2 separate regions of the Mus musculus genome follow, and region 2 is linked to region 1. Evidence: chromatin contacts called from ENCODE Hi-C or POLR2A ChIA-PET data. All regions are on one chromosome and are shown on one strand. The core of a region is the stretch at or near the end of the contact, and the rest is flanking DNA. Distances in the headings are between cores, read along the strand shown. Region 1 holds the start of Ywhaz (tyrosine 3-monooxygenase/tryptophan 5-monooxygenase activation protein, zeta polypeptide). Region 2 overlaps Gm34472 (a long non-coding RNA gene).

The links. Hi-C counts contacts between places; a loop is a spot of excess contacts on that map. ChIA-PET counts read pairs that join two places held with the same protein, here RNA polymerase II (POLR2A).
Region 2: a loop to region 1 is called in a map of heart, with 4 times the contacts of the local background. The contact joins the enhancer-like site here to the promoter of Ywhaz in region 1. A Hi-C loop is called at or near these places in 3 of 37 maps with a recorded cell type or tissue (all heart). POLR2A ChIA-PET finds 5 or more read pairs at or near these places in 4 of 5 experiments (Patski and embryonic stem cell).

Annotation. Positions count from the first base shown.
Region 1 is chr15:36,791,690-36,797,883 of GRCm38, reverse strand. It overlaps Ywhaz (tyrosine 3-monooxygenase/tryptophan 5-monooxygenase activation protein, zeta polypeptide), which reads left to right and starts at 3,346. Exons shown (of 7, transcript NM_011740.3): 1 at 3,346-3,739; 2 at 4,209-4,405. It overlaps Gm41298 (a long non-coding RNA gene), which reads right to left and starts at 683. Exons shown (of 3, transcript XR_003951531.1): 1 at 664-683.
Region 2 is chr15:36,824,613-36,830,806 of GRCm38, reverse strand. All of the region lies in intron 1 of Gm34472 (a long non-coding RNA gene), which reads left to right. Among named protein-coding and RNA genes, the nearest start is that of Gm34472, 15 kb to the left of the region's middle. Within about 2 kb of position 2,651, at least 1 of the 3 ENCODE cell types and tissues checked has a DNase peak (open chromatin) inside an H3K27ac peak, as active enhancers do; it is heart, where a contact is called at or near this core.

The DNA of each region.
Region 1 (6,194 bases), core at 2,097-4,596:
TGACAAGCATGGAAACATACCGGCTTCTTCTTCTTTTTTTTTTTTTTTTTTTTTTAATGTGACAGGGTTTCTCTGTATAGCTCTGGCTGTCCTGGAACTCACTCTGTAGACCAGGCTGGCCTCGAACTCAGAAATCCTCCTGCTTCTGCCTCCCAAGTGCTGGAATTAAAGGTGTATGTTACCACTGCCCGGTACATCTTCACTTTCAAATGTTCATTGTAATGAGTTATTGGTCTGGTTTGAGGTCTCTGGGCACCGTCAATACTGGATCCCCACTGGGACTCCTCCAGTTAACCTGCAGTTTTGAATCAGCAGGACTGGCCCTTCCATGCATCAACCACAGATGATATAGATTCGGGGGTGGGCCAACTCAGAGCCTCAGTCTGGGCCTGAGTGGCAGCTGAGCTGGTGAGCTCTCCTGCACTGCTCAGGCTAGGCCACCCAATGCTGCTATTGGCAGGAGGTAGGGTCAGCTCTCCTGCTCTCAGGCCAGCTCATCAACACCCACCCCTCCAGAGCCAGCTATACTCTGCTGAACTCTCACCTTCAGGGTTGGCTCATCTGTGCCCTTTCAACCAGGACCGGCGCTACTGTGCTGCCCAGGCAAGCTGCAGGGCTCATTCTCCCAAGGGCTGCAGCCAGCCAGGAGCAAGGCAAGCTCACCTGCTCTCATGACCCCACTGCCACCGGTGGTGAGGAATGAGGAGGGGTAGAGGGCATCAACACCACACCCACACTACCTCACAGCAGAGGAGTGGTGAGGCCAGCTCTTCCTCATTGTCATCCTGGGGCTAGCGCACCTGCCCCCACCACCTGGACAGCACTACCACAGCTGTATTGTGCTGTCCAGGCCAGCTGCCAGGCTTGCTCTCCTCAGTCCTTCAGCTGGTGAGGGGCAGGGCTAGCTAGCTCTTTTCTGCTCATGATCCTGTGAGCAGCTTTCCCTATTGCCAGAATTAACTCTCCCACAGTCACACCTTCTGGGCTGGCTCACCTACACCTGGTCACCAGGGCCAGCTCCATTCTGCTGCCTGGGCAAGGAGCAGGGACTGGTCTCCTGAGTGCTGCCACAGGTAAGAGGTGGGGCCGCTCTCCCAAGCAACCCAGCCACTGAGGGGTGGGGCAGCTCTGCAAGACCTATGGACATCCATGTGATCTGACATCGAACCCTACTGCTGAGTAGCCACAGACCCAAACATAGGCCACAGCTCGAGCTGGGACCTCACCATGGCCTCGGGTGGCAGGGCTGGCCACTCACAACAGGCTGCTCCTCTCCACCCTGGACTCTCCAGTTCCATCTCCCTTCATAATGCTCAAGCTGCTCCACTTCTCTTTCCCATCTGTCCACCACATACTTGCACATCGTGGTGTCTCCCACTGCAGGCTGGACACCTGGCTGACGAACCCCTGGGTGACATGTTTTGCCTGCGCTGTGTGGTGTGGTGGCAAGCAGGTGCCTACTGCCTGTGCTAGAGGTCTGTGGGTGACATGCTGGTCTGCTACTTGGTTGGCAGATTTGGGGTTCAGCCATGTCTAGTGGGGAAGATTTATGGTTCAGGTCCACAAGCAGAGGGCATCACTTTGTGTCCCATTGCCTAGCAGTTGGTCAGTGGGCCACACCTAGCTCCAAGAGACTCGACAGTGGGATCCAAACTATGGCAACTGGAGAAGAGGATTTGGGGAACAGCTGTCTGTATCTATTTCTACTTCCAGTTTCTCAGGTATGGAAATTAGAATCTACAGCACAATACAGCCCACTCTTTACTCTCTCAATCACGGTGTTTAATCTTATGGGACTGGGAATTAGTGTGTCCAGTTTAGTAAGCTAAAGAACAGACCTCTGGATGACAAAGCAAGATTGCCCCTCTTCTGATTGCAGAGTCCCGCACATTAAGCTTCACTCAGTCAAATGATGCAGAGCTGAGACGATAGCCTGCCGGGACTGTTTATGACTGAAAAGATCACCCTTGACACGTGTTTCCAGTTGGAATGACAGACTGATGCTAATTTACTTGAACTCTTTACCTTACTGTGTAACATGGGACAGAAATTGAATGAAATGTCTAGTGTTGGGCTAACACGTTCATCTCTGAACTTTAGACCTACCACTTTTAACTGTTTCACTTCGTTTTCACTGGGTTTTGAACACCAGGGACAGCTACCACCCTTATTGTTCCCAAAATGTAATTACAGTAAACTACATGGAGAAAACACACATGCATTCCTCAGCCACAGATGGTAGTACTTTTATTGCTGATATTTTACTACTGTGCCTATCAAAGTATAGCGGAGACATCAACTGCATGAAGTAAGACCCAAGTAAAGAAGACAGGAAGACAATTGGGCAGCTAATCAAACTCACCAGTAACTTCCCCATACTTCAGGCCTATAGGCTCTGGGTTTTGGCTTTGCTACATATTATTCTTTAGAATTCTTCTCAGTTGACCTTCCATGGCAAATCTAATTCTGGCCCCCTTGCAGCCTTATTATGCCTTTATTAGGCAAACATGTTGATTGGAGTTTGTAAAAACTAAAAGCACCTTTTGGTTTATTAAAACACAAAGAAACCTTGCTAGTTAATGCACAAGGCAAAAGCCCAAACTATTTTCCAAAACAAGTCTGCAATTTATGCAGAGAAATCTCTTAACTTTCCCTGAGGTGTATATTCCATATAGACGTGTATTACAGACATTAACAGACATTTCCATTTTACAAAAGATTTAACCTAGTATCTTCTGTCAAATTTCTAGCACCTACTACAAAACTGCAAACATAAAAGCTTTTGAAATAGTCATTTTAAGTGAGTCACTCCCTGAAAGAATTTACATTACAGCCAAAGTAAGTTGACTTCAGTATCTTGGAGATAAAACCTGAATTAATTTGCTCATCTGCTTAGCATGTTATCTGTTGCTGTGGAAACCGGTGTGTGTGTTGGGAGGGGGGAGGGCGGTTGGCGAGGGGAGCGACACTGAACTGGTCACAGGCAAATCTCTACCTAGCTGTCATTTCAGGCAAATTATAATTTGTACAACAAACTTGTGATTCAAACAATGTAACCAACATTCTGATGAAAGACAGTGGTAGGGAAAGAATGCTTGTCATGAAGTCTTCCAGGGGGCTCTGGGGCTGAATTCCTGAGGTTCTTTTTCCAGTTGTGCTTAGTGTAGGCCCCAGAAGGGGCTCAGTGAAAATATTTTAGCTCAGAGGCGCACATTTAAAGAGAGCAAGGACAGATTCTTCATAGAGACTGCATCTCCTTTCAACTTCCGTCTCCTGGGTGGAGACCTTGCGGGTTCAGGCACCTGCAATTTCCGCCCTTTTCCTCCCCCCCCCCCCTTTCCGGGCGGAGGAGCCTCGCTCCTCCTCCAGCTAGAGCCCTAGGAACGGCCACGCTCCCTAACCTTGCTTCCAGGACCTAAAAGGGTCGGTCACTCTCTTACAATGCGCTAATTAGGAACAATGTGTCTCCCAATGAAAGCTCTACAGAGGGTAAAGTGCAGCCCACGACAACAGTTCGGTGTGTTCTAGCCTGTTTCCCCGCCTCGCCCCACGTCAGGCTTCTACGATCACGTCCAACCCGCTAGCCCAACCCTTTCCCCGCTCCTCCCAGCGACCACCCATTGTCCCCGCGGCTGTCACGGTGTGGACGCCGAGCTCGCGACTGGAAAGGCAGGGCGTCATTCAGCCTCGCGCTTTTCCCAGCCTTAAAAGGTCTAAGGCCGCTTCCTGCAGCCAGAAGGTAAAGCGGGCCGCCCGAGGGAGCAGCCGCGCCCGGGCCTCCCTGCCCCGGCGTTGGCGGAGCCGCTGCCCTACTCTCGGCTTCTGATCACAATGCCCTGGCAGTAGAGCTGCCTTCACCCTGCCCCGCAACCCGCCCACCGCCATTACCGGCGCAGAGAGAGGGCGGCCGAGCGGGAAGGGGGTGGGGGGGAACGCGAAGGTCCCGGATGTGCCCGCCAGTGAGGTGGGGGCGGGGAGAGGCTTCCTTCCGCGGGCCGCAGGGGCGGGGAGGGAGGGCAGCTCGCGGGGGCGGCGGGGAGCGAACCGAGCACGCGGGTGAAGGCAGGGTCGGGAGCGGAGCGGAGCGCGAGTACGCGCTCTCCTCCGCTCGCCCTCGGGCACGGGCGGGCCGGCCGGGCGCGCGCAGGGGAGCGGCGGTTGCGCCGGGCCGGAGAACTGTGGGCACCAATCAACGGTTGCCATAGCAGCGTTTGACGTCATCGTGCGTGTGGTGCCCCTGCTGCCGGGGCTAGTGATTGGAGGAAACCCCGTGTCTGCGGAGCGGCTGTAGCCTGTGAGCAGCCAGATCAGGGACAGAGTCTCAGCCTCGCCGCCACCGCTGCTGCCGCCGCCGCCCAGAGACCGCCGAGCCGCGTCCGTGTGCCGCCACCCACTCCGGACACAGGTGAGGAGCCGCCCGAGTCGGCCTCCGGTCCCTTCAGCCCGCCGCCGCGCTGCGGCCCGAGAGGGGTCTTCTCAGGAGGACCCGGGCGGCGGCTCGGCTCTGCCGGGCCCGGGCAGGCGCCCACCGCCGCCCCCGGCCGCTTGCTTCTGGCCTGCCGGGCTGCTCATCGCCCCGTTCTGGTCCCCGGGGTGGGGGTGGCGGATGAGGCGCCCACGCGCGAGACCCAGGGGCTCCCGCTCCCGAGGGCGACCGCGATCCGCCCCCGCCGGCACCCTGCTTCCGCCCGCGACTGTGACTCGGCCGTGGCGCAGGTGAGGCCGCCCCCACCCGGGGCGCCCCCGCCACCCCCTCCCCCACGGCGGGGGGCAGCCAGGTAGCACGCGGGGCTCTGGGGTGGGGCCCGCCAGGGACCCTGGGCTGGGCTCGCTGGGGCCCGCAATGCCAGAAAGGACTCTCGGGACGCGCGGTGGGGGAGGGGCGCGGCCAGAGCTAGGCGTGGGGGTACCGGGGCACGGGGTCCCCAGCGTCCTGGGCTGGTGGGAGGTTCGCATCTTTCCAGGAGCTGCGGCCCCAGGATGGGGGCTGCGCCTGTCTGGGTGGGGCCCTGCCCCTCCCCCTACCGCAGCTGTCGGGACATCGGGGCTTGGGTCGGACACCGGCGGAGGGGACCCTGGGCGGGAGCGGGGTGTGTCCGGCGCGGGCCGGCCGCGGTTCCGCTTCTGCGGGCGCGGATGGCATCGGGCCCCCGGGGAGGGTGATCTGCTCCCCCTCCACCACCACCCTCCGACTGGGGCGGGTGCACGGACTGCTCCTCCCTCTGCCCGGGTGGGGGGGCGATTCACAGTCGGAGTAGGTTGGGCTCCTTGACACAGTTCCGCCATGACAAAGAGAGTCGGGGACTAGCGCGGAGGCACCAGCCTGGGCGGAGCCAAGGAGGGGAGGTGGCTGCGGATGGCGCGGACGCAAGGACTAGCGCTTTAAAGTCACCGCTGCGCGGTTTCGGTTCGCCCCACCCTCCGGCCTCAGGCAGCCAAGGGTTAAGTGGGTGCGGCGAGTATTCCCGCAGTCTGAAGGCGAGGCCCAGGAGCGCTCGTTTTCCTGTGAGAAACCTAATCCACTTCCCCTTATCCGGGAGGTTGGCGGGGGAACGTTTGTACTGACTTAGGCTTACATCATTTTTGGAAGCAACATTTACCAGTGACCGTTTCTAATGTTAGATTTCGAGACCCCGGGGGAAGTATGGGTTCACAAATTTTAAATAGTTAATGCACGGAAGGTACTGTGTCTCGAATTTAAGCTAGCCCTATCCGTGTTTCTGTTCTGGACACTGCTCATTTGGCTACCAAAAAGAGGTCCTTTCTGGAAAGGTAAAGGAAAGAATTTCCATGGTGGGCGGCAGTGACTCTTTATTCCTACACTTAGTGCATTCAGGTTGTGACTTTTCATTAAAGTGTATTTTGTGGGATCACTATATGATTTAGAATTTTGCTCTTGGAATTGTTGAAGAAATGAGAAGTAAATTGGAATCTAGGGAACTTTAAAATTGAGCGAAAGAAAACTGGGGAAATATGAGGAAGACCAGCTTGAGGAGTTGTGACTGCTAGAAATCCTGCCGTGACTCCAGACTGCAGCAGGCAGCAGACATCGGAAGCGCTTGGCTCCCTCCATGTGCTGTGGACGCCCTAGTGCTCACTCAGAGTAGGAAGTGAGTGTGCCTGTGTGCTAGGCGAGAGTTCATAGGACGCTGTTTAGACACAGATTGGTCTTGGGCTTAGTGATTCCTGGTGGT
Region 2 (6,194 bases), core at 1,402-3,901, 34 kb before region 1:
AGACAATTGTCTCAGGGTTTCATTCCTGTGAAGAGACACCATGACCAAGGCAACTCTTAACAAGACAAACATTTAGCTGGGGCTGGCTTACCGTTTCAGAGGTTCAGTCCTCATGGTGGGAAGCACAGCATCATCCAGGCAGACTTGGTGTTGGAGAAGAAGCTAAGAGTTCTACACCTTGATCTTAAGACAGCTAGGAGAAGACTGTCTTCTGCACTGGGTGGAGCCTGAATATTGGATGGCAAAGCCCACTCTAGCAGTGACATACTTCCTCCAACAAGGTCATGCCTTGTAACAGTGCCACTCCCCATGGGCCAAGCATATTCAAACCACCACAGTAAACAGCATTATATTATCTTTTATAGAATTCTCAGAATTAAAACCCAAAAGGATAAAACACCTTTTTGTGTGTGTGTGTGTGTGTGTGTGTGTGTGTATAAAAGCAAAGAGGCTGATCTTTAAGGAGTAAGAAGAGTAACAGACAATAAGATGGCAAAGACATAAAATAATGTGTGTCTATGTGTGACACACATCTGTGTGTCTGTATATGTATATCTGTGTAGTGTATGCCTGTACCTGTGTGTGTGTGTGTGTGTGTGTGTGTGTGTGTGTGTGTGTCTGTATGTGTTTATTCCAAGCTGCACCATTTATAATTCAACTGCTAAGGAAAAAAACAACCAAGAATTCATAGAGGAAATACATAGGAGAATATTGTCTCCTTTTCTAGCTGTTTACTAAAATCTTTGAATGGCTCAAAAAAAGTAACTGCAATCTTTTGCTGTCACATATAAGAAACACAAAGGAATGCTGGGGAGAGCTATCCTTTGTACTTAAAACATTACACAATCCTGAGGATACAAGAAGCGACAGGAGACTTCAAAAATCCTAACACTACCGACTATCAACAAGGCCACCTAAGTTTCTCTTTTATATTATCAAATTGATGTGGAAACTCAAGAAAGCAGGTTCAAGCTGAAATGAATAGAAGGCACACTTAAGTGAGTAACTGGATGATTCAAGTGTCCTCCATGGCTCAAGATAAAGGTAACTGTAAGGGCATCGGGTCTTACTAAATTGGTGGGTGAAGGACAATTTGCTTTAGTGATTATCTTACATTTGAATATGGACTGTGCTTTGCCAGCAACTAAGAACGCAATTATTATGTTGCTTATAAAACAAGTAGCTTGAGCCCCCAGAAGGGTAATTACAAACAGAAGAACCAGATGAACTAGTCCTGGAGAAGCTGTTTCCATTCCACACTTCCATTTCTTGAGAATAATAGAAGGTAAATTCTTCTTCCATAAATATGTGTCCTTGTCAAAATTCGTCAGGGTCATTGGAAAATAAAATAATTATATTTTGGACCTGACAAGTCTTCAACCAAAAATAGTATTATCCAGCTGGGCATGATGGCACATGCCTTAAATTCCAGCACTCAGGAGGTAAAGACAGAGGTATCTATATGTATTTGAAGGCCTTCCTGTTCTACATAGTGAGTTCCAAGTCAGCAAAGGCTACATAGTGAGACTCTTTCTCAAAAAACCACAACGATGACGATGGTGGTGGTGGTGGTAATGATGGTGATGATGGGGGTGGTGGTGATAATGATTATGATGACAACAATGACATCACCCAGTTTGAGCAACTGTTCATCTCAGTCATTCCAACTGACCCTTGAGTGGCTTTGTGAGTTTTCACATATCAGAGCCACACTGGAAGAAGCCCACTTTGTTACACATAAAATCAAGTGTAAGAGCCTCAGAGAGTGACGCCACAAGAGGAATCCCAGAAACATCGTAGGCAGCAGCTTACATTACCTCACCATTCCCCAACTTATCTCGAAGTACAGTGTCATTACTTCAGTGTTCCCCAGCTTATCTTGTAGAAGGTAAGTTTGTACAGAAGGCAGAGTTCCAGGAGAGTCCCTATAAATCCCCACCATTACTGTGAATCAAATCCTACAGACTCTGCAGAGCAAATGCAGCCTTCTAAGCTTGGGAGCCATGAGAGGAAGCAAATACAAGACTGGAAACTGATTTTCAAATTAGTTGCTTCTCCTGCTGACCTTACTTGTATATAAAAATATTACGTTGGAATAACCGTGGACAGACACGTTTGGATGAGTGAGCTGACCCTCTGCTTACCCCAGCTCCTTTAAGAGTTTGTTTTCCTCCCAAGTTTATTTAATCATAGAGCAAAGCTAAAGACTGGGGGCGTTATCTTGTATGTGGATACATGATTCTTTTCCCCCATGTGGCAAAATACCATCCTAGCTTTGACGCGGAGTTCAAGTTCTAATTGATTATTCTCAGTGACATTTTCCTTAGTAGACCAGAAGACCAAACTAGAAAAAGAGCCTAAACTTGTGTTTGTTTGGCTGGGTTTTAGGTCAAAGAGCACTCTTCTGTGTTCCAGTGGGGGAATGGCTCTCCTGTTTTCTCCCATCTCCCTTCCCTATCCCTCTATCTCCAAGCACTGAAACTTGGGATACCTAGGCACTCGGAGCTCTAAGCAGTTTTCCAGGAAATTCATTTCTGCATCCTCTAAAGGGCTCTTCTGGGCAGTCAGGGGAAGCAGCCCTTTTGGGAGTTGGCCCAGGTTCTAGACTTCCTCTTTGATAAGCGTAAACTCCCTTGGGGGCAGGAACTTAGGATTGTTCACACAGAAGGTCCTGGATCCAGCCAGATCTAGCTCCTTCCAATCAAGCCTGGAAGGGGCGGGGGTAGCAGAATCTGTACCTAATGTGTGTATTCCCCTTCTCTCCCCCCCCCCCCCCCCCCCCGGTGGAGGTGGCCCGGTTTCCTTCTCCCTTCCACAAATGTGGAACACAGGGGTGTCGTGACTTGAAAAGTCTCTTCAAGGGACATGACCCAGATGGGATGAGTCCTCAGAAAGGTGGTCCTTCTGATTCCAATTTATCCTCGTTTACTTTAAGGTGTAGGAGCCCTCATGAGAGGATGTTCTCTTTGGGCTTCATTAGTGAAAGGAGTTGAGCCTTTCCAGAGCTAGCAGGTTTGTCATCTGAGAACTGTGAACTGTGTAACTTCTTGGTGTGTCCTCTGGCACTGAGCCATCTTACCGCTATTGTCAGGGATTTCAGACACACATTCTATGCAATACTCACTCTAGCCTGGCTCCTTTTTTTTTTAACTTTTATTAGTTTGTTTTCGATGTTTTTCTTGCATGTTCTATTTTGTCCTTTTGCCATCTCTACATCTTGTTCAGGAAGATAATGCAATATAACTAATGTCAAATCAACTCTAAAACAAGTATTTAGAGCTGTTCACTTTCCCTTCTTTTCTCTCTTTTTATCAGTTTTCTCTTAACTACATATAGATTCTAAGGTCATCCTTCTGATATGCTAATGTCTTCAGCTACAAATACTTGTTATAATTACATTATAAACTAGAGGGTAGAAATAACAGGGCTGCAGTAAGAACCAAGAGCCTTCACTGAGTTTCGTTTTCAGCTCTGAGTGTTCTTGGTGTCTGACCTTGGGCAGAGCCCTCTCTCTGGATTTCAGCTTCCTGTTTATAAAATGAAGGGGTTGGACAAGGTCACCTCTAAAACCCCTCCAGCTCTGAAATTCATTGACTCTTTGACCCATTGTGGGCGCTTAATAAATAACAAGCACGCTTTCAGAGAGCCACAGGAATGAATTGACTTAGACGCTTCAGTCAACAAAGATTTACTTAGTGTTCACCCAAACGTGGTTGCAGTGTGGGACATGTCAGATGCAAAGGGAGACTCAGGACTTGCTCACCTGGCCCTGCTGCAGTTACAGCCAAGGTTCCAGAAGATCATTAAAAGCTAAAAGCACTAGCAGACAGAAGGAATGACAGGCACAGAGCGGAGAGACCCACTAGAGAGGAAAGGGTCTCACTCCTTTTACCAAAGTAAATCGCAGACGTAAGGGAGAAGGGGACTTGTTTTGTTTATGTGTTTTTTGTTTTTTTATTTGTTTTTGCAAGTTAGTGAATCAATGTTTGAGTTTTCACACTCTAAAATCAAAAATAATCTCTCTCAGAACATGGCTGAAGCTCATCATGATGGTACAAGCCTTTATTCTTAGCACTTGGGAGGCAACAGGCAGAGTTCTGTGAGCTATAGGCTAGCCTGCTCTACAGTGAGTACCAGGCCAACTAGGTCCTTATAGTGAGACCTTGACTTTAAATCACAATCTGGAGAAGGTACTGATGTGTCGTCAGTGATAGTCTTCTTAGCATGTGCAGAGCCTTGGGGTCAGCCTCCAGAGTCCCTGCTCAGATAAGGATATTCTGGACATTTCACCACAAACAAAGGTATCCCTAGGTATCACAAAAGTACTGTTGGGCTTATTATAGTTTCTTTTTAAAACTATTCTTTGGTGTTGGGTGTGTAGCTCAACCATAGAGACTTTGTCCAGTAGAAAAAAGGCCCTGGGTTAGTTTCCAGCACAATGTACACACACACACACACACACACACACACATTATGGTAGAAGGATTGTGTAGCATGTCAGAGACACTGGATTTGATCCTCAGTACCTCATAGATCCAGCGTAGTGGCACACACCTGCAATCCTAGCACTTGGGATGAACAAGTAGAAGGGTTAGAAGTTCAAGGTCATCCGCAGATGCATATTGAGTTTGAGGACAGCCTGCAATACCTGAGACCCTGTCTCAATGAAGAAGGAGGAGGAGGGGGAGGACGAGGAGAAGAAGGAAGAGGAGGAAAGGAAGAAGTTAACTACTATCTTGTCAATTATTATGAATGTTTTCTGATTGATTTCTGTTCTGAATTGCTTGTACTTTTTTGTACAAATAGAATTAATTCCAAACTGCTAATACCATCTTTCAGGATTTGCCAGCTTAGAAGGCATGGAAGCAAGACAAGGATAAACTAGCAACATTGATAAAAAGTGTGTGTGTCCCTCAAATGTCCCAAAGGAGGTACACAAAGAAGCCCTGTTTGCTTCCCAAGAAGACTAAGAAAGAAGAGAGGAACAGAGGCAGGGAGGCAGGGCCTCCGCAGTGTCTGGCTTTGCTGTGCATATGGCTCTCCCATAGCTCTCCTGTCTGAACCTTAGAAGGAAGACTCCAAATCTTACTACTTCAGTGACTCATTGGACCTTGAAATATGAAGCTTTGCTCTTGGGACATGCATCTTTACCATTTCAAAGGCCTACATGTTTGGTTTCCTTGCTGTGCCCACAGACAGAGGCTGACATCCGAAGGTTCCTTACATGCTAGAGGTGACAGTAGGCCTTACTGGGACAAGTCTTTCTCTATTCACAAAATGTTCCTGCATTCCCTTAGCAGCAGCCAAGCATGCCTTGCTGCCTGGCCATTCCAGCACACTCAGGCGTACCATAATTTATGCACATGCTTACAGACCCAAGAGGGCTTCCTGCTTCTTAGTCAGTATGCTGATTGGCTCCTACCTGAGTGGATATGAACTTAAGTCATCAAAAATAATATTGTAGGGCAGGGATGTAGCTCAGTAGGAGGTCTCCTGAGCAGAAGGCACAGTGTTCTGCCCCCACCCCCACCCCAGCATACTGAATAGTAATAAATACCTAAATAGCTTTCAGCAAGATTATTGTGTGGGAGATAGCTAGCACCATTCATTTAGCTCAAGTCTTGGAAAGCTTTTTTTTTTTTTTTTAAAAAAAGGTCAGAATCTTATCTAAGCTTTGAGGTCATGACTCTCCAATTTCTTTTATTGAAAACAATCTAAAATAAGGGGTCCATTTTAAGGAATAGGGTTGTTTGGTTGCTTGGTTGCTTGGTTTTTGTTTGTTGTTGTTGTTTTTCGAGACAGGGTTTCTCTGTGTAGCCCTAGCTGTCCTGGAACTCACTCTATGGACCAGGCTGGCCTCGAACACAGAAATCTGCCTGCTTCTGCCCCTCAAGTGCTAGAATTAAAGGCGTGCACCACTACTACCTGGCATTAAGGAATAGTTTTTAAAGGCATAATTATAACAAGAAAAAATTCTTCATGTATACACATACAAAAATTTAGTGTAATACAACAAGGTTAGATTATTGCAGAAACCACTCAAAGGCTAAGTCTCACCACCTAACTCCTGATGTGGCTGGCTTTGGAAAGTGAAAGCCGTATGAAAATGTTTTTTCTTGAATCCCATCAGAAGTCACTGCGACTCTGTCAATGTCAGCTCCAGAGACAGGTCAAGCACGTAAACAGATTGGAAT